2 separate regions of the Homo sapiens genome follow, and region 2 is linked to region 1. Evidence: read pairs that join two places in POLR2A ChIA-PET (ENCODE). Cell type or tissue: PC-9. All regions are shown on one strand. Each heading gives the region's core, and the rest is flanking DNA. Links, peaks and the distances in the headings are about the cores only.

What was found. Peaks named below come from ENCODE experiments on the same cell type or tissue, not always from the same donor. Only the 100,000 strongest peaks of a DNase experiment are listed, where the experiment ranks them.
Region 2: POLR2A ChIA-PET joins it to region 1 with 12 read pairs; 12 of 35 experiments call an interaction of 5 or more read pairs at or near these places.

Annotation. Positions count from the first base shown.
Region 1 is chr2:113,828,509-113,838,481 of GRCh38, forward strand. ACTR3-AS1 (ACTR3 antisense RNA 1) reads right to left here. Exons shown (of 5, transcript NR_110174.1): 4 at 3,022-3,077; 5 at 2,675-2,920. Among named protein-coding and RNA genes, the nearest start is that of ACTR3, 57 kb to the right of the region's middle. RefSeq lists an enhancer at 2,268-3,467. In PC-9, for the core only: no CTCF peak of the experiment used is centred there; DNase peaks (open chromatin) are centred at 2,763 and 5,713; H3K27ac peaks cover 1,241 bases.
Region 2 is chr2:113,893,809-113,903,781 of GRCh38, forward strand. The region is part of intron 1 of ACTR3 (actin related protein 3); the gene reads left to right. Among named protein-coding and RNA genes, the nearest start is that of ACTR3-AS1, 7.8 kb to the left of the region's middle. RefSeq lists a silencer at 8,310-8,399. In PC-9, for the core only: no CTCF peak of the experiment used is centred there; a DNase peak (open chromatin) is centred at 733; H3K4me3 peaks cover 1,028 bases; H3K27ac peaks cover 1,658 bases.

The DNA of each region.
Region 1 (9,973 bases), core at 990-8,989:
GCCCTCAGCAGTAGTGTATTAGTTTCCTACTGCTGCTGCAACAAATTAGCACAAACTTGTTGACATAAACCAACACAAATTTATTACCCTGTAGTTCTGGAGGTCAGAAGTTTGAACTGGGTCTCATGGAGCTAAAATCAAGGTGTTGGCAGGACTACATTCCTTCTGGAGGCTCTGGGGGAGAATCTGTGTTTTTTGCCTTTTTCTATTCCAATTTCTGCATTCCTTAGCTTGTGGCTCTTTTCCTCCATCTTCAAAGACAGCAGGTAGCATCTTCAAATCTCTTTCTGCCTCACTCTTTGGGCTCCCTCTTCTACTAAAAGGATCCTTGTGATTACACTGGGCCCATGCAGATAATCCAGGATAATCTCCTTATCTTAAAGTCAGCTCATTAGGAGCCTTAATTCCATGTGCAACCTTAATTCCTCCTCGCTACGTGTGTTAGTCCATTTGCATTGCTATAAAGGAATACCTGAGACTGGTTAATTTATAAAGAAAAGAGGTTTATTTGGGCTCTGCAGGTTGTACAGGAAGCATGGTGTAGGCATTGGTTTCTGGTGAGGGCCTCAGGAAGCTTCCAATCATGGCAGAAGGTAAAGGGGTGCAGGAGTGTCACATGGCAAGACAGAGAGGGAGCAAGAGAGGAAGGGGAGGTGCCAGGCTCTTTTAAACAACCAGCTCTCACAGAAACTACCAGAATGAGAGCTCACTCATTACCACGGGGTGGGTACCAAACCATTCATAAGGAATCAGCCCCTATAATTCAAACATCTTCCACCAGACCCCACCTCCAACACTGGGGATCACATTTCAATATGAGATTTGGAGAGGACAGGCATCCAAACTACATCACTATGCAACATAACATACTCATAGGCTCTGGGGACTTATGGATTCTTTTTTATTCATAGCTCCATTTTTCATACTGTCTTATCATTGCGTTGTGTCAAACTCTTCTAGGACTAACATTTCCAAATCTTGTGATATTCTTGTACGTAATACATGTTGTGCAATAAAAGTATATCTGGCCTGAAAGCAATAGTGATGATTTTTATTTTATTATTCATAAGTTATATAAGAAACACAGAACTCAAACTTTCAAGTGATATACTAAATATGTGGTAGAAAATAAATATCCATAGGACATTTTCCCCAGTCTTCCTAACAGTGACAAGATAGCAGCTGGAAGATTATGAGAAAGCAATAAATATTAAACACCAATGGAAACAGTGGCTGCCTAAAGGCACCCAGAGCACACGGTCGATCTTTACTAATGATTCTTCCCCAGACCTAAAGTTCTCTATTGGCACTACCCCTATAAAGCTTTAATGAGCTCTATTCCACTCCGATCTGGGAAGGGAGAAGTAAGAAAGGGAAGCAGAAATGTAGGTGTCATAAATATGAACAAAGACCCTGGAGTATGAGAAGGCAGCCTCAGCCACCCACCCAACCATCTCTAGTGCAAGAGGCCAATTCACACAGGGGCCACAGCCCAGGCTGCCAGGCTGACCTGTGCTAAAAGAGGCGTTCCCTGAAGGCTGCTGAATGGTCCCAGCTGGCCACAGCCTGAAACACTTCTTAATCTATCTGTCTCTAAGTAGAAAAGTCAAATAAAGTCATTAACATCTCTGCAATCTCTACAAGATTGATCGGCAGATTAGCAGAGGATCCAAGAGAATGGGACCCCAGCCTAGCAAAGAAGCAGGCAAAGTTCCCCAAAGGTATGTTGTAGGTAACCCTAGGCAGGGTAAAGGAACTGTGCACCAAAAGCATTTAAATAACTTCCTGGAACCCCCCACATCCTCATTTGCAGATACATAAAATTGGCATTAATGACCTATCACATGAAAATTGCTTCTACTTTCTGAATATGAATTAAGCATCAGACCTGGCACTAGGTACATGATAAGTATTATCACTAGTTCACTGGGTTCCTTTCAGCACCTACAATGAACAGAGAGGGCCAATTGCGGTGGCTCACGCCTGTAATCCCAGCACTTTGGGAGGGCAAGGCAGGCTGATCACCTGAGGTCAGGAGTTCAAGACCAGCCTGGCCAACATGGTGAAACCCTGTCTCTACTAAAAATACAAAAAATTAGCCAGGCATGGTGGTGGGCGCCTGTAGTCCCAGCTACTTGGGAGGCTGAGGCATGAGAATCGCTTGAACCCGGGGGGTAGAGGTTGCAGTGAGCTGAGATAGCGCCACTGCATTGCAGCCTGGGCGACAAAGTGAGACTCTGTCTCAATAACAACAACGACAACAAAACACACACACACACACACACACACACACACACACACACACACAGAGGGATCTGAAGCCAGAGAAGTTCAGTTACTTACCTAAGGGCACACAGCTGATACATTTCAGGGCTGGGATTCAAATTCAAGACTTCTGACTCCAGAGCCCTACCGTTCAACCAGGAAGTACCTTATACAGTCTTTTCCACAGATGGTTTCTTCCTCAGTGGGGGAGTGATTCAAATCATCAGCTCATCTTGTCCTACGACAAGTGGCTTTTTCTAGGTTTATTTGGGACAAATGCATAAACTAAAAGCTATGCAAGAATATCAGCAAGGGAAATAATGAATGAGAGCTAGGTATATTGCTCCATTCTGGATCTCCAGAAAGGGTTAACTTTTGGCAATTTAGCTGAAATGTGGGAGAACAGATGTGTAATACTTTATATCAACAAATACTTATTTAGTGACATCGCCAGAAACAAAGATGGCTTCTGGTATTTCACACCTAGCCTTCGGGAAGGCCTGTTAGACTTGATTTTCCTCTCTGCCTTGGAGAGACACGAAGTTGCTAAGCTACCATGGGGAAGGCAACTTCTGCTGTAATTGCTTTCCCAGTTTTGGTGCTGCCCTAGAATCTTTGGTTCTCCACGTTTGCTGAGTCATCTTCACACTGGCACCTAGAACAATGACAACGAACTGTAAAAGCATGTCACTGGGTACGTCATGACCATCCACCAAAGTCTAATTAGCTGGTGCTTTCACATGGGAGAGTACTTACTGTCTATAGCCACTGTGTTCTTGTAAAAACAGGCTAGAATTACTCCCTCGCTCTTTCTGAAAGAAACAGGGAGAGGGTTAGGGTTATTGTGTTGAAAGAGAACAGGACAATTACGGCCACAAAATCAAATCACAAGCAAAACCTCGTTGATACAACTCTATTTGGGGTTTTTTGTTTGCTTTTTAAACTTTTTATTTTAAATATTATTATGTAGTGGTTTTGAGTTTTTAAATTTAATTAATTAATTAATTTATTTATTTTGAGACAGGGTCTCACTCTGTTGCCCAGGCTGGAGTGCAATGGCATGATCTTGGCTCACTGCAACCTTCGCCTCCCAGGTTCAACCAATTCTCCGGCCTCAGCCTCCCCTGCAGCTGGGATTACAGGCATCTGCCACCATGCCCGGCTAATTTTTTGTATTTTTAATTGAGACAGAGTTTCACCATGTTGGCCAGGCTGGTCTTGAACCCCTGACCTCAAGTGATCCGCCCGCCTCGGCCTCTGAAGGTGCTGGCATTACAGGCGTGAGCCACCGCACCCAGCAGATCACCATGATAAGGATACAGAACAATTCCATCACTCCCTAAAAACTCCCTCCTGTTCTCCCTTCATACTCACCTGGCCCTAGCTTCCGAAAACCACTAACCTGTTCTTTCTTCCTATAGTTTTGTCTTTGAGAATGTCATGTGAACGGAGTCTGACAGCCTCTAATCTTGAACACTGGCTTCTTTCAGTTAGCATAATGCCTTTCTGATTTATCCAAGTTGTTGCAGGTATCAATACTTCCCTTTCTGGCTGGGCACGGTGGCTCATGCCTGTAATTCCAGCACTTTTGGAGGTGAGTCAGGGGGGATCACTTGAGGTCAGGAGTTCGAGACCAGCCTGGCCAACGTGGTGAAACCCGGTCTCTACTAAAAATACAAAAATTAGCTGGGTGTGGTGGCACACACCTGTAATCCCAGCTCCTTGGGAGGCTGAGGCAGGAGAATCACTAGAACCCGGGAGGCAGAGGTTGCAGTGAGCTGAGAGCACACTACTGCACTCCAGCATGGGCGACAGAACAAACCTCTGTCTCAAAAAAAAACAAACTTTCTTTCATTTTATTGCTAAATAAATTTTTTTGGTATTAAACTTTTTATTTTAACTATTATTATATAGTAATTTTGATTTTTTAAATTTTATTTATTTATTTATTTTGAGACAGGGTCTCATTCTGTCACCCAGGCTGGAGTGCAGTGGCACGATCTCGGCTCCCTGCAACCTCGGCTTCCCAGCTTCAAGCAATTCTCCTGCCTCAGCCTCTGCAGTACCTGGGATTACAGGCACATGCCACTACGCCCGGCTAATATGATGGCCGATGAATGTATCATCATCCTTAACATCTTAAAAGTTAATGTATTTATTAAATTGAGGTATAATTTATATACCATAAAATTAACCACTTTACTTTGGTTTTGAAAAAGAAGAAATGGATCACGTGATAATCCTCATCCTATAAAAAGATAACCTTTAAGCTGGAAACAGATTTCTGAACATGCCATGTTTGTCTAACTTTCTCTGGCTTCCTGCCCCTTGTTCTTCTGCCTTTGGAGAAAAAAAATCAAATTATTTCTATATTTGGAGAATTGTTCAGTACAAGTTCCTTCTCCATCTGCTTGCACTGATGTTATTAAAAAATGTTCACTCTTTTCTATTGATTTCATATTGGCTCTCTAACATTCTACATAGTATTTTTATTAATTAATTTTTTAAAGATAGGAATACTCATATTTTGCACAAAACACAAAGTGAAATACTGGAAATACTGAGGTAAGTCTCCCTTACCCTCTCTCTTCCAGCAACTCAGTTCCTTTCTGAGGCCAAAATTTTCTCAACTTTCTTAGGCATCATTAGAGAGCTATCCTATTAATTTACAAATATATACATATACCAATGTATACAAATATATGTATATAAACATATACAGAAGTATACAAATATATGTGTATATGTGCATACAAAATATAGATAGGTGCATAATAAAATAAATGCATATACATACATACACATATACCTTTTCCCACACACAAATAGGGGCATATTCTACCAAATGTTCTATGCTTTACTTTTTTCTGTTAATAATAACCCTATTCTTGGGATTCTTTCCAGAAAAGTACATTTATAGGAATCTATTGTGTCCATTTTACTATATTTTAAAAGTATATCATAATTTACTTAAAACCATCCCATTACTGGCCGGGTGCAGTGGCTCACACCTGTAATCCCAGCACTTTGGGAGGCCGAGGCAGGCGAATCACGAGGTCAGCAGTTCCAGACCAGCCTGGCCAACATGGTGAAACCCCGTCTCTACTAAAAATACAAAGATTAGCCAGGCATGGTAGCGGGCGCCTGTAATCCCAGCTACTCCAGAGGCTGAGGCAGGAGAATCACTTGAACCCAGGAGGCGGAGGGTACAGTGAGCTGAGACCGCGCCATTGTACTGCAGCCTGGGTGACAGAGGGAGACTCCATCTCAAAAAAAAAAAAAAAAAAAAATCCCATTACTGTTATGTACATTGCTTCCAAACTCTGCCCTTACAATGTCTTTTTTCTTTTTTTCTTTTGAGATAGAGTCTAAGTCTGTCGCCCAGGCTAGAGGGCAAAGGTATGAGCTCAGCTCACTGCAATTTCCACCTCCCAGGTTGAAGCGATTCTCTTGCCTCACTCTCCTGAATAGCTGGGATTACAGGTATGTGCCACCACGCCCGACTAATTTTTGTATTTTTAGCAGAGACGAGGTTTCACCATGTTGCCCAGGCTGGTCTGGAACTTCTGACCTCAAGTGATCTGCCCACCTCGGCCTCCCAAAGTGCTGAAATTACAGGTTTGTGCCACTACGCCTGGCCTGCTGCCCTTATAATGAATACGCAATTTTATTTAAACCATTTCACACATGTGAAACCAACTCTGTAGGACAATTGCTTATAAGCGGAATTTTTGATCAAAAAGTATGTACGTTTCTGCTTTTGAAGGGTATTGCCAAATTATCCTTCAGGGAAATTGCATCAATGTGCACTCTGTTAGCAATGGAGCACAAAGTTTCTACATAGTCTATGTATACGTAGTAACTATTATAACATAGTTTCAGACTAATTAATAATAAATATTCAATGATTAATATCAGGAAATTAGCATTAATGGTTTCTCAATCTTTATTTTCACAACATTAACATTTTTGAAGAGTGTTGGCCAGTTATGTCAAAGAATAGCCTTCAATTTGGGCCTGTTTTTTTCTGTAAAACAAAGAACCAGAGGGGGCGGGGCAGCATAAAAAAACAAAACAAAGAAACAAAAAAACAACAAACAGCCAACTGCAGGTGGGAGGCGGTGGCTCATGCCTGTAATCCCAGCACTTTGGGAGGCCGAGGCGGGCGGATCACCTGAGGTTGGGAGGTTGAGACCAGCCTGACCAACATGGAGAAACCCTGTCTCTACTAAAATGCAAAATTAGCTGGGCGTGGCAGCACATGCCTGTAATCCTAACTACTCGGGAGGCCGAGGCAGGAGAATCCCTTGAACCTGGGAGGCAGAGGTTGCAGTGAGCCGAGACTGTGCCACTGCACTCCAGCCTTGGCAACAGAGTGAAATCCGTCTCAAAAAAAAAAAAAAAAAGAGAGAGAGAGAGAAAGAAAGAGACAGTGAACGAGGACAAACAACTGTGCATGTGTATTTCCAGACCATTTTCAATTGGAATAAAAAATCCGACCTTTTCTGAATCCAAAGCCCTTCTTGATAATGAATATTCACTGTCGCCCTCCATATGCAAATAGCAAAGTTATATGATTATATGTATACTATAAAACAAAATGACCCTTCAAACTTTCTTATTATTTTATTTATTTATTTATTTATAGAGACAGGGTCTCACTATGTTGCCCAGGTTGGTCTCCAACTTCTGGGCTCAAGCAAGCCTCCCACCTCAGCCTCCCAAAATGCTAGAATTACACGTGTGAGCCACCACACCTGGCCTTGATGTTTTGATATATGTATCAAAACATATTGATACATATATCAATATGTGATTGTAAAATGATCACCACAACAAAATTAATTGACATATCCATCACCTCACATAGTTACCATTTTCATGGCTCACTGCAGCCTCAACTTCCTGCACTTGGGTGATCCTCCCACCTCAGCCTCCCGAGTAACTGGAACCATACATGCATGTCTCCCATCCTGGCTAATTTTGTAATTTTTGTAGAGATGGGTTTTCGCCATGTTGCCCAGGCTGGTCTCCAACTCCTAGGCTCCAGAGATCTGCCCTCCCTCAGCCTCCCAAAGTGCTGGGATTACAGGTGTGATCCACTGTGCCCAGCTTCTTTTTTATTCTTGTTTTTACTTTGCATTCTCTTTCCTTTTGGATATTTCTTCTTTCTTTTCTTTTCTTCTTTTTTTTTTGAGATGGAGTCTCGCTCTGTCGCCCAAGCTGGAGTGTAGTGGCATGATCTCGGCTTACTGCAAGCTCCGTCTCACAGGTTCAAGCGATTCTCCGGCCTCAGCCTCCTAAGTAGCTGGGATTACAGGCACGGGCCAACATGCCCAGCTAATATTTTTGTATTTTTAGTAGAGAAGAGGTTTCACCATTTTGGCCTGGCTGGTCTCAAACTCCTGAGGTCGTGATCTGCCCACCTCAGCCTCCCGAAGTGCTGGGATTACAAGCTTGAGCCACTGCGCCCGGCCTCTTCTTTCTTTTCTAACTTCTTGAATTGTATATTAAATGCTTAATTGACTTATCCTTAATATTTCTTTTTGGTGTAAACACATTTTAAGGCTCTATCACTCAAGATGAAACTTTAGCTGAGGGTGGCATAAAAGCAGATTTCCTGGGTCTGGATCCCAGCTCTTCACTTACTAGCTACAAGACCTTGGGCAAGTTATTTCATTGCTCTGTGCCTTGGTTTTTCCTTCTTGTTCAAATCACTTATTCTTTGTCCTTATTATGTTTTAAATAGTTCATCCATCATTATCTGATGTGCATGTGTCAATTCTCCCAGTTTGAGAATTAACATATTCCAGGACATTTTTTCTTTTTTTAGTGCATACAAGTACATGATGATTCTATCCTCTTGGTGAACTGTTCCTTATCAGGGTGTTGTATCCCTCTTTATTTTTTTATTTTTTATTTTTTTTAGACGGAGTCTCGCTCTGTTGCCCAGGCTGGAGCGCAGTGGCGCAATCTTGGCTCATTGCAACCTCCGCCTCCTGGGTTCAAACAATTCTCCTGCCTCAGCCTCCCAAGTAGCTGGGACTACAGGCACGGCTAATTTTTTGTATTTTTAGTAGAGACAGGGTTTCACCATATTAGCCAGGATGATCTCGATCTCTTGACCTTGTGATCTGCCCGCCTCGGCCTCCCAAAGTGCTGGGATTACAGGTGTGAGCCACCGCACACGGCCCCCTCTTTATTCTTAATAATGCTTTTTTGTCTTAAATTGTATTTTTGCAAATATTAGCATTTTTATACCAGGTTTCTCTTGTTTGGAATAGGTGTTGACAGGTTTACATTTTTTCATATCTTCATTTTCAAAGACACCCAGCTAGCGTGTGGCAAAGCCAGTTTTATTCCTGCATCCCCTAACCCCCAGTCTATTATTCTTTTTTTCGTGTCTCAATGTCTCAGGTCCACCTTCTTTCATGATTCAACATAAGTCACTCTTCACTTTGAGGCTCCCCCAGCAACTCAGTCTATCATGATTGCTTCCTCTTCTGAGTGCTCAATGTCCACAGTACCCATTTGGTCCTTAAAATCTTAAAAGTATGCTACCTTGGTTTTGTGTTGATCTCTATCCTGGAAGTTCCTTGAAAGCTACAATATGAATTATATCTCTTCTGCAGACTGCTCCAAAATTACTTTACTAAGGGGGGCTAGTGGTACAATCTGATTGGGAAGGGAGTGCGTAGGGGACTTGTCTGGAAGCTGCATTTGCATAGCAGACACTTCATTTTATTTGCAGTGATTGAGGGTGAGTGTTACAGAGTTTAGGAAGAGGTAAGCTAATGCCCCCGTATACCACTCTTTCAGCTGTCACTGACCTCTACCGGCTTGCCTATGATAGTGGTTTCCAACAAATTTAGCTGCTCTTCAAAATCACCAAGGGAGTAAGATTTTTTTAAGTACTTATTTTCAGATCTCCCTCCAGAGCCACTGAGTCAGAATCTCTTGAGTGGAGCTTGGGAACCTAGTGTTTAAGGAGCTCTGTTGAAATTCAAGACATCTAAGCACCTGGTCCGTAGGCAATAACTGCTTGTAAATACAGGATGGGTACCAAGTCGGGAAGCAGAAAAGCTTTAATTGACATTCTATAATAATATATAAGAAAGTGATATCTGTTTCCAAACTCCCATTGCTACAAATGGTTTAGTGTAAAATAAGCTCTATTCAATCCCATTTAGTAAGCATTTCTATATGAAAGAGGCATATAATAATAACAAAAGTAATATCTGACGTCCGCTGAACACCTAATACACACCAGCACTTTGTCGAATGTTGTATGTACACTGTCTCATTTATTATTCACCAGGCTTCTCTGTGTGCTCTATAATCAGGGTCAACTTATCCATTAGGCTCACTAGGCACTATGTCAAGGGTCCATGACACTATTAGGGGCTCATGAAAATGTTTTTGTTTATTTTAGCATCAGAAAGGAAAAAAAAAGAACAGAATCCCTGTTGAATTATATTAGCCTTTTTACCAACACAGTCACAAAATATAGTTGGTAATCATTTTCATGGAGAAAGGGGCCTATGAAGGCAAAAGTTCCTTGGGCCTCTGAAAGTCATAATGCAAGCTTCACCATAATCATTCCCATTTAACAGCTGAGGAAGCTGAAGATCAATGAAGATGAAAATTTAAACTTGCCCAAAAGCCACATCTCTAGGAAACGGCAGAAGTGACCTTTGGACACAGGTCT
Region 2 (9,973 bases), core at 19-8,018, 64 kb after region 1:
ATGGTCAAAGTCTTGGATATATTCATATCTGGAGCAGATTAAGGAATTTTGCTAACTGACTTCAACTTCTTAGCAATCTTAAAATGTAAGCTTAAATATCTTGTAGGTGTCAGTGAAAGAGGAGTATGTTCATCTTGTGGCCACAATTCAGCAATTAGTGCAGATAAGAATGATCTTGTTTGAAGAGCAGTGGGGAAAAGCTGGGTAAATGAAGGAAGGTATATGTGGGAAGTTCATGTTTCTTCCATGAATTCTGTGCGTATTGTTTAATAATAATGCTGTTTCTTTTTTTTTTTTTGAGATGGAGTTTTGCTCTCATCGCCCAGGCTGGAGTGCAGTGGCATGATCTTGGCTCACTGCAACCTCCTTCTGCCTCCTGGGTTCAGGTGATTTTCTGCCTCAGCCTCCCAAGTAGCTGGGATTATAGGCGCCCACTACCACGCCCAGCTAAATTTTGTATTTTTAGTAGAGACAGAGTTTCACCATGTTGGCCAGGCTGTTGTTGAACTCCTGACCTCAGGTGATCCACCCACCTCATCCTCCCAGAGTGCTGGGATTACAGACATGAGCCACTGCACCGGCTTAATAATGCTATTTCTTTAGCCATCTCCAAAGGCAGAAATATTCACAATAGCTTCTTAACCAAAAAGCACTCATTGAAATTCTTATTCCTTGATGAGTCATGCTTTGCATGCTGTTTGAAGTAAGTACAACAGACATGCTCCTAGTGAGAAGTCAGACTCTTACTTAGACTTAGCGAAAGACTCTCCCTCCTTTCCTGCCTGCCAATTTTGTGTTGAAATATTGACTTTGGATTGCAAATACTATATTGCGGTGAACGAACTTTCAGGCTTATTGTAAAACACAGTTCAGAATTTTAGGCACAGAACGGAAAGGTCCTGTGGAGGACCTGCTGGCCATGCTTTCTGTGACAGCTATTTTTTAACCTAATTTTATAAGTGAAAAAACAGAATGAGAGAATTTAAATTACCTTTTTGATGCCGTCTACCTGGCAGGTGGTTCGATCTGCTATTTGGACCTGAGTTCTGTATTTAAGTCCTGTGTTCTTTCTGTTAACACTCCGGGGACTCCTGACTGCCTTTTCAGAACTTTATGTGTTGCTTCATTGTTGTTAGTAAAGTTAACTGTATTTCTGTTTAAAGAACTCTTACAAAAAAAAATCTCAGCCTTATGAATTTGATTCACCTAATTAGAGAAAACCCTCTGTGTAATCTTTACTTGGTTTAGGTTCCCCCCCCCCACCCCCCTGCCGATATGTGAATGCCTAGACTATTTCCTTGTTACTTTGCTTAAATTTAATCTCTAGAAAAAAATTACTCTCTAGGTTGTGTTTCTCAGGAAATAATAATAGCTAGCATTTATCGAGAATTGTATGTCAGCCCCTGTGCTAAATGCTTTATATTATCTCATTAACTTTCACAACAACCTGGAAAGTATTATCTTTGTTTTATAGGCTAGAAAATTTAGTCTTAAGAGAGGTTAAGCTACTTACCCAAGATACTGTAGCAAGTAAGTATGGCAGAGCCACTACACTAGATCTTCCTTCCGTAGAAGATGAACGTTTGACATGGCTTGGTGCATAGTAGGAATTCAAATCTTTGTTGTATGAATGAATGAACAAGAATTAGGAGTATGGTTTTTAAAAAAACTGTGCATCAGAAACACCCCATACCCAGTGACTCAGAATCTCAAGGGTTGGACTATGAATATTCATTTACATAGGCTTCCTAGATGATTCTTCAGCAGCCCATTCAAGGGCTAACTTTGCAGAAATTCTGAAACCTGGTATTGGCGGTGGAGTTGGAGCAGAAGAGATAAGTTAGGAAAAGATTGGTTTTTTCCTTTCTTTTTACGTTTCTTCTGGCAGTTATATTTCGTGTTATTTTATTTACGGGTAGCAAAGGCTTTGTAGTTATCTGTTGTTGAGTTCAAGCTCTATCACTTAATAGCTATATGACTTTATACACTTCAACCTCTGCAGGTCTTATTTCTTCCCATCTGTAATTTGGAGATGATAGTGTATACCTTATAGGTTTTTTTTGTTTGTTTTTGAGACTGGGTCTCTGTTGCCCAAACTGGAGTTCAATGGCAAGATCATGGCTCACTGCATCCTCAAACTCCTATGTTCAAGCTGTCTTCCTGCCTCAGTCCCCCGAGTAGCTGGGACTACAGGCACATGCCACCATGTGTGGCTACTTTTAAAAATTTTTTGTAGAGATGGGGTCTCACTGTGTTGCCTCAGGCTGGTCTCAAACTTCTAGCACAAGTAATCCTCTTGCCCTGACCTCTTAAAGTGTTGAGATTACAGGAGTGAGCCACCATGCCCAGTTTTGTTTTGTTTTGTTCTGTTTTTTGATAATGTGTGAAAATGGTTCAGCACAGTGCCTGGCACACAGTAAGGGCACAATATATTTTAAATATAATAATTGGTTGGCTTTCTTTTTTTTTTGAGTTTCAGTTCTTAAAGAAAGGAATACAGTGTGTTATGCTTATTTTCTTATCTCCTGCAGGCCTTGGCCTGCCTACCACACACAGTTCTCTGCACAGTCAAAATGTTTTTGCTGATTTGAGAGATTGAAGGAGGTATAGCTAGGACTTGGCAGTTGATTCCAGTGGATTGTAAATAGGCATCAATGAATAGTTCAAGATTGTAAGCCTGAGTGATTGGGACAATAAGGGAGTTAGTTTTAAGAAACTGAGTAAAATTGGAATTTGTTGTTGAATTTGGAATGATGATTTATAATTGGAAACATTCTAGAGGAAATTAAAAATACAGGACCTTTGGGAATGAAGGTGGATATTTGGGAATCATAATTTGTTAACTGAAGCTAATAAGATGAGAGCATTCAGAGAGAAAAGAACGGAAAGATTGAATATCAGTTTCCCTTCTTTAAAAAAATTGTGGATATGTGATCTAGCTTCTTGAGCATCACAGTGACTGATTGGCTCGTGGTAATTGATCGCTATGCTGACAATCTTATCTCCACCTATGTCATTCAATTTTCTAAGAGGCAAAATCCTTAATCAGGAGGAGAGTTTAGCTCTAGCTAAATTTCCCTTGTCCAGCATGCTCCTGCTCCCCCAACTTGTGGAAACAGCTAAAGGATTGGACTAGGAGCAGAAGTTTGGAATGGTTAAAATGTAGCAACATGTGTTTCCTGAAACAAAATTCCACTATAATAAAAAAAGCATTTGAATGCTCCCTTGTAATTCTGTTGGAGCTTGTTGCCTTTTTTATGACACAACCATAATCAGTGATAGACAGTAGCATAAAGAAGCAAGAGCAAAGCAATTAAGTAATAATAGCACTACAAAAATGTGTGCTGTAGCTTACCAAACACGACATTTATGAATTATTAGATAGGAGATAAGGTGATGTTATTGGATTGTTTTAAATTTAGTTCTTTGAAATAGGATAGTGACTAATATTAGTTTGTGTGCTGATTTTATAACTTTATATGGGCCTTTATATCAGGAAACAACGTAACCTACATAATTGACTAATACCAGAGCAAAAAAAAGAAAAAAAATTCTAGTTTTTTTAAAGGACGATTTTGCAGAATTTTAATAATAATTTTGTTTCAGAATTTTCAAAATTCTTTCCAAACTGTCGATTTAAACTCAAGCCATTCTTACATACTCCTTGGAACCAGGAAAGGAATAGCTTGAATTTGTGTGGCCAGATGTTATTTTTTTTTTTTTTTTTTTTTTTTTTGAGGCAGAGTGTTGCTCTGTCACCCAGGCTAGAGTGCAGTGGCGTGATCTTGGCTTGCTGAAACCTCCGTCTCCAGGGTTCAAGCTATTCTTCTGCCTCAGCCTCCCGAGTAGCTGGAATTATAGGCACCCGCCACGATGCCTGGCTAATTTTTGTGTTTTTAGTAGAGACCGGGTTTCACCATATTGGCCAGGCTGATATTGAACTCCTGAACTCAAGTGATCCACCCGTCTCGGCCAGATGTATTCTTTCAGCTTTCCTTCTGCTCCCCAACCCTAATACATACCTGAGAAGAATATTCATCTGTTCGGATACTCAACATGCCATGTTTTCCTCCTGCCGAAGGACATTACCTAAACGTTTTATTTTTAAACATTTTGTCCTTGCTTTAAGACTTTGTGTCATTTGTGAAAATGCAATGCTCTTGGGAAGGGTTTCTGTGCTTTTCAGTATTTAGTGTAAAGGAGAGGTTACAATGAGGAGGATAAAAGTCCTAGAGAGAGAATTAGGGTGCAGAAGACCTTGTAGTTTAGGGTTGGCTTAATCTACTGTAAACATGTAAACCATGTTTTTAGTATTAGTGTATGACAGGACACAAGTGTTTGCCTAGTTATAGAGATTATTTTAGTTAAATCTAGTGTGCTTCTGCTATAAGCATTTTTAAAATTCAGTTACTCAAGGGTACAAATATAGCATTTAATGTGTATTTGTGAAACTTGCTTTAGTAAATTAAGGGAAATGCCTAATGACTCACACAGAATTATAGAGCTGAAAAGGGATTTTGAGAGATAATTTAATCCAGTCTTCATTTACAAATGAAACAGAGGCTCAGAGTTGAGAAATGTCTTTTGGGAGTGTTCCTAATTATTAATTGATAGTATTGTTGAGTTCTCTTAAATTTTCTTGTGAGTTCACATTTATGAGTTAATAGTTGAAATTAAGTAATTGGAATAACATAATGTATTTTATTTATAGTTAAAGTAGTTTTAGTTGAAGCCTACATCAGAATTCTTCAGTGTTTCGTTGTAATGCAGAGGCATACTGTATGGCACACATGAGAAACTAATTTTATGTTTCCCAATAATAATGTTTTAAACCAAGTTTAGAGATATTTTAAAAGTTGTGCTCTGTAGGTGCCAGGACAGATGACTTTCATAAAATGAATGCTCTCTTTAAAAAAATTTTTCTTTATGGTTTCAGAGATTTATATCTTTGGATTTTAATTATTAAAGATGTATTAAATGGGATGTGTACCAATCAGCCATTTCAAGGCCCTTTGCACGTTTTGTTTTGGATGTTATTACCTTTTCAGAAGCCCTGTGAGGTAGTTACTGTTATAAATAATCCCATTTCAAAGATAAGTAGTAGATTTAGAATTTTAGTCCTGGGGTAGTCTCATTCCAGAGCTCACTGCTCTACTGTTCCCTAATTGAGATACATCCAAGGAGAGTGGTCAAATTATTAGTCCAGTTTTTAAGAGTGTCCATTTTATACATACTTAAACCCAAAGCTACTAATTTTTAGTACAAATATGAAACATATAGGGAGGTCTTAGTGACCAGTTCACTGATTTGATTAACCTATAACACATTAAAGTGAAATATGGATTTGCTTACTGCTTATTTGAGTATTGCAAGGACTGATAATTGCTGATAAATTCAGGGCAGCTCAAGGAAATGATGCTAATTACATATATCTTCAAAAGGAAGGCATACATATTTCTGAAGCTGCAATTTGAAAATGAATAATCTCCACTGATGCATTACTTACTGTAATTATTTTACTCACTATGTATTATGTGCTCATTAATGACTGCACAAAACACATATGAAAGTAAAAAAATAGAAGAACTTAAAGTAATCAAGTATTTATTTCAGTCTCAGTTCTGTGCTGAACACTATGGTATATACAAGAAAACTAAGGCATGATTTTATACTTGAGGTTTACAGTTTAGTTTCAAAGATGAAACTAATATGTGTGAAATAATTATGGATGGCTTACTAGCATTTAATTGTTTGGGCAGATTAATAAGGGCTGTAGTATTTGGAGGATGATTTATGAAGAAGCTGAACTTGATCAGATCCTTGGAAAAGCATAAATAGGATGTGATAGATATATGGGAAGAAGGACTTCAAATCTAGGATGTGAGCTAAATTGAAAGCTCCATAGTGGCAGGGATTATTTCTTTTTTGTGCATTCTCTATTCAAGTGATAGCGTCCTGCATGATATTTAATAATGCCCAGCAAATATTTTACTGATAAAGGGAAGTCATGAAGGAGTTTCAAAGTATTTGGGGGATGGGTCAGTTAGGAAATTGCCCTGCCTGGAATTCAGATATTTCTGTTGGGAGCTGTGGGACAGCAAGTAGTTTATTTACTCATCTTGCCTTATTTCAGAAGGATTTTAAATGGGGCAGAATGGTTTGCGATTTATTTGATAGACAGTAGTGGATTGTGTAGATCATTAAGCAAAAGAGTGATAAAAGGTAAATTTATGCACTATTAGTCTGGGTCTAGTATTTTACTTTATACAGCTTTATTGAGTTATAATTCACATACTGTAAAGTTTACTCTTTTAAAGTGTGTAATTGAGTAGTTTTTAGTATAGTCACAAGGTTGTGCAACTATTTCCAGTCAATTTCATTTTTTTTTAATGCCTGGATGCCACTTATTGGAATCCAATCAATTTTAGAACATTTTCATGACCCCAAAAAACCCTACACCCAGTAGCAGTCACTCTCCGTTACCTCTACCCTCAACCCTTAGCAAACACTAATTTACTTTCTGTCTTTATGGATTTGCCTATTTTGGCCATTTCATGTAAATGGAATCATACAATTTGTGGCTTTTTGTGACTGATTTCTTTCATGGGGCAAGTGCTGACTGCTGTAGTCGTTGTCTTCAGTGGTGATGGACGTATAGCAAAGGGACTGGGAAAACGTTGAGAATCTTTGAAAGCAAAATTAAAGGAATGGGTAGAGGGATAAAGGAAGGCCTATGGATAAAGGAAAATCATCTTGGGAAGGAAATGTTTACCAAATACTTAGTGAGTTTTATTCACTGTTAGGTCCTTTAATCCTTATGACAACCTCATGAATTTAGTTTTATTCCCGATGCATTAGGGATAGTCTATGATCACAGGATCACAGGCTAGTAAATGGTGGAACAAGCATTCAGTCATGTCTTCTTTATTTCAAGGTTCATGTTCTCCCCACTAGTGAAAAGGAGTTAAGATTTTAAGGTTTAGGCTTGAAGGGACCAGGAGAATGTTTCTGTTGACACACAGAGTAGGCGTCCAGGTTCTTCACTCAACAGTCCATCAGTATTTTTGTGTCAGGTTAAACATTGACTTGCATGTCATGAGAAAAATGTTGGAGGGAATTGGAAAAGTTTTTTAAACCATTGCTGTTTATCTTTATAGCTAATATTGTCTTACTCTACTTGACAAATTTCCCTGTGAATCAGCCACTGCATTCTTGTTTTAAAAGTTTCTGGCTGGGCACGGTGGCTCATGCCTGTAATCCCAGCACTTTGGGAGGCCGAGGCCGCAGATCACCTGAGGTCGGGAGTTTGAGACCAGCCTGACCAACACGGAGAAACCCCATCTCTACTAAAAACACAAAATTAGCTGGGCGTGGTGGCGTGTGCCTGTAATCCCAGCTACTTGGGAGGCTGAGGCAGGAGAATTGCTTGAATCCAGCTACTCGGGAGGCTGAGTCAGGAGAATCGCTTGAACCTGGGAGGCAGAGGTTGTGGTGGGCCAAGATCGCGCTGTCGCACTTCAGCCTGGGCAATAAGAGCGAAACTCTGTTTCAGCAACAACAAAGTTTCTAACACCAAATTACCTTTTTGGGCTTTGGTATTGTATGACGAAAACTGGGTAAGCTGAGAATTAAGATATTATGGGAGTAGGCATTGGGATCAATTAGTAAACTCTGTTTTCATTTGGGATTTATTTGGTAATCATATCTTACATAAAATTATATAAGATGTACTTTATTTTTATGATATGGTAAGAGTATAAGCAAGTCATTCATATTAAGATAGAATTATTTGAACTTTAGTGGTTGTCAGTGTTAAGGTTTTGGAAAGAGTTGTGCTAGATCATTAAAGTCTCTTCTATCCTTAAGCTCTGGGGTCTTATATTTATTTTGTTATATCATTTCATTTGTTGAACTATTGAAAGTTAAAACTTGTTCCGTATGTAGAGGCACAGGCAGAGTAGATTTAGCATCATTCTTAAGGGCCCTATAATTTTCAGAATTGTAATGGAACATTGGCTTCAAAGTCACCACTATATTAGCCCCTAGCAAGAGAGTGTAATTGTACATGTTTTAATGTACAAGCATTTGCAATTTGTAAAATTAAAAATAATATCCAAGGCAAAGGATGTTAATGCTTTTACAATGCAGGCATAAGTTGTTTTACTACTGAAAAAGATTCTATTAATGGATTTCTTTTAGGTAGGTACAATCAATAATATAACAGATACCTGCATTTGTTAGAATTATGACCCGTGAACATTTAATTATACTTACTTTATCTTTCTTGTTTTAAGGAACAAAAGAGCATTATTGATGACTGTCCCCAAATCCACTTCCCCTTTCCTCAGAGGCAGTTACTGTTGTGACAGACTCGCCTTTTTTTTGGTATAAAACTCATCTTTCTTTTGCTGTTGATTTCTGCCAGTCCAGCCTCCTCTCTCACCTAGCCTTCTTATATTTCTACTATTATTCTTCTAGTCACCAAGGCTTTGATAGCTTCAAAAGTGCTTTTGAATTCTTTTCTCTATATTCCTTTCTCTAAGCAAGTTGTTTTTCTTTTTTTTTTTATGTAAAATGATGTATTATATATTTTATACAAGCAAATTGAGTACAGCTAAACCTCAGCTACAGGATTTTAGAGTACAATAGCAAGTTGTTTTTTAAGTCCCTTACCATCTCCCTTTCGCAGCCAAAATCAGCATTGTAGATTTTTTTCATTACTGCCATAGTAAGAGCTTTTCTATATATTTAACTTGTTTCTCTAGATCACAAAGAGACATTTTTGGTTTAGTTTTTTTTTTTCTTTTTGGAGACAGAGTCTCGCTCTGTCACTCAGGCTGGAGTGCAGTGACGTGATCTTGGCTCCCTGCAACCTCTTTCTCCCGGGTTCAAGTGATTCTCCTGCCTCAGCCTCCTGAGTAGCTGAAATTACAGGTGCCCGTCACCACGCCTGGCTAGTTTTTGTATTTTTAGTAGAGATGGGGTTTCGCCGTGTTGGCCAGGGTGGCCTCAAACTCCTGACCTCAGGTGATCGCCCGCCTGGGCCTCCCAAAGTGCTGGGATTACAGGGATGAGCCACTGCTTCTGGCCACAACATGGTGTTTTGATATAAGTAAACCTTGTGTCATGAGTCTTACAATCAAGCTAATTAATGTATTTGTTACCTGACATAGTTACCTTTTTTGTGTGATGACACTTAAGATCGCCTTTAGGCAAATTTCAACTGTAAAATACTGTATGTTATTAACTGTGGTTACTATGCTATAGCTTAGATCACTAGTACTTATTCATCTTATAACTGGAAACTTGTATACATTGATCAACAGCTCTCCAATTCCTCCATTTCCCAATACCTGGCAACTGCCGTGCTACTTATTTATCAGGTTCTATTTTAGATCCCCATATATGAGTACATTGTTTTCCTTATCTTTGATTTTCAGTGGTTTGTGCCTAAGTGTGGTTTTCTTTATATTTATTCTGCTTGGGTGTTCTTGAGCCTCTTAAATCTCTAAATTTCTGTCTTTCACTAAATTGGGAAAATTTTTAGCTACTATTCCTTTTTATTTGTTTGTTTCTGAGACTGAGTCTTGCTCTGTTGCCCAGGCTGGAGTGCAGTGGCGCAGCCTTGGCCCACTGCAACCTCTGTCTCCCAGGTTCAGCAATTCTTGTGCCTCAGCTTCCTGAGTAGCTGGGATTACAGGCTTACACCACCATGCTCTGCTAATTGTCTTTTTTTTTTTTTTTTTGAGACGGAGTCTCGCTCCGTTGCTGGGCTAGAGTGCAGTAGCGCGATCTCGGCTCACTGAAACCTCTGCCTCCTGGGTTAAAGCAATTCTCCTGCCTCAGCCTCCCATAATTTATTTTTAGTAGAGATGGAGTCTCGCCGTGTGGGCCATGCTGGTCTTGAACTCCTGGCCTCAAGTGATCTACCCACTTCGGCCTCCCTAAGTGCTGGGATTACAGGCGTGAGCCA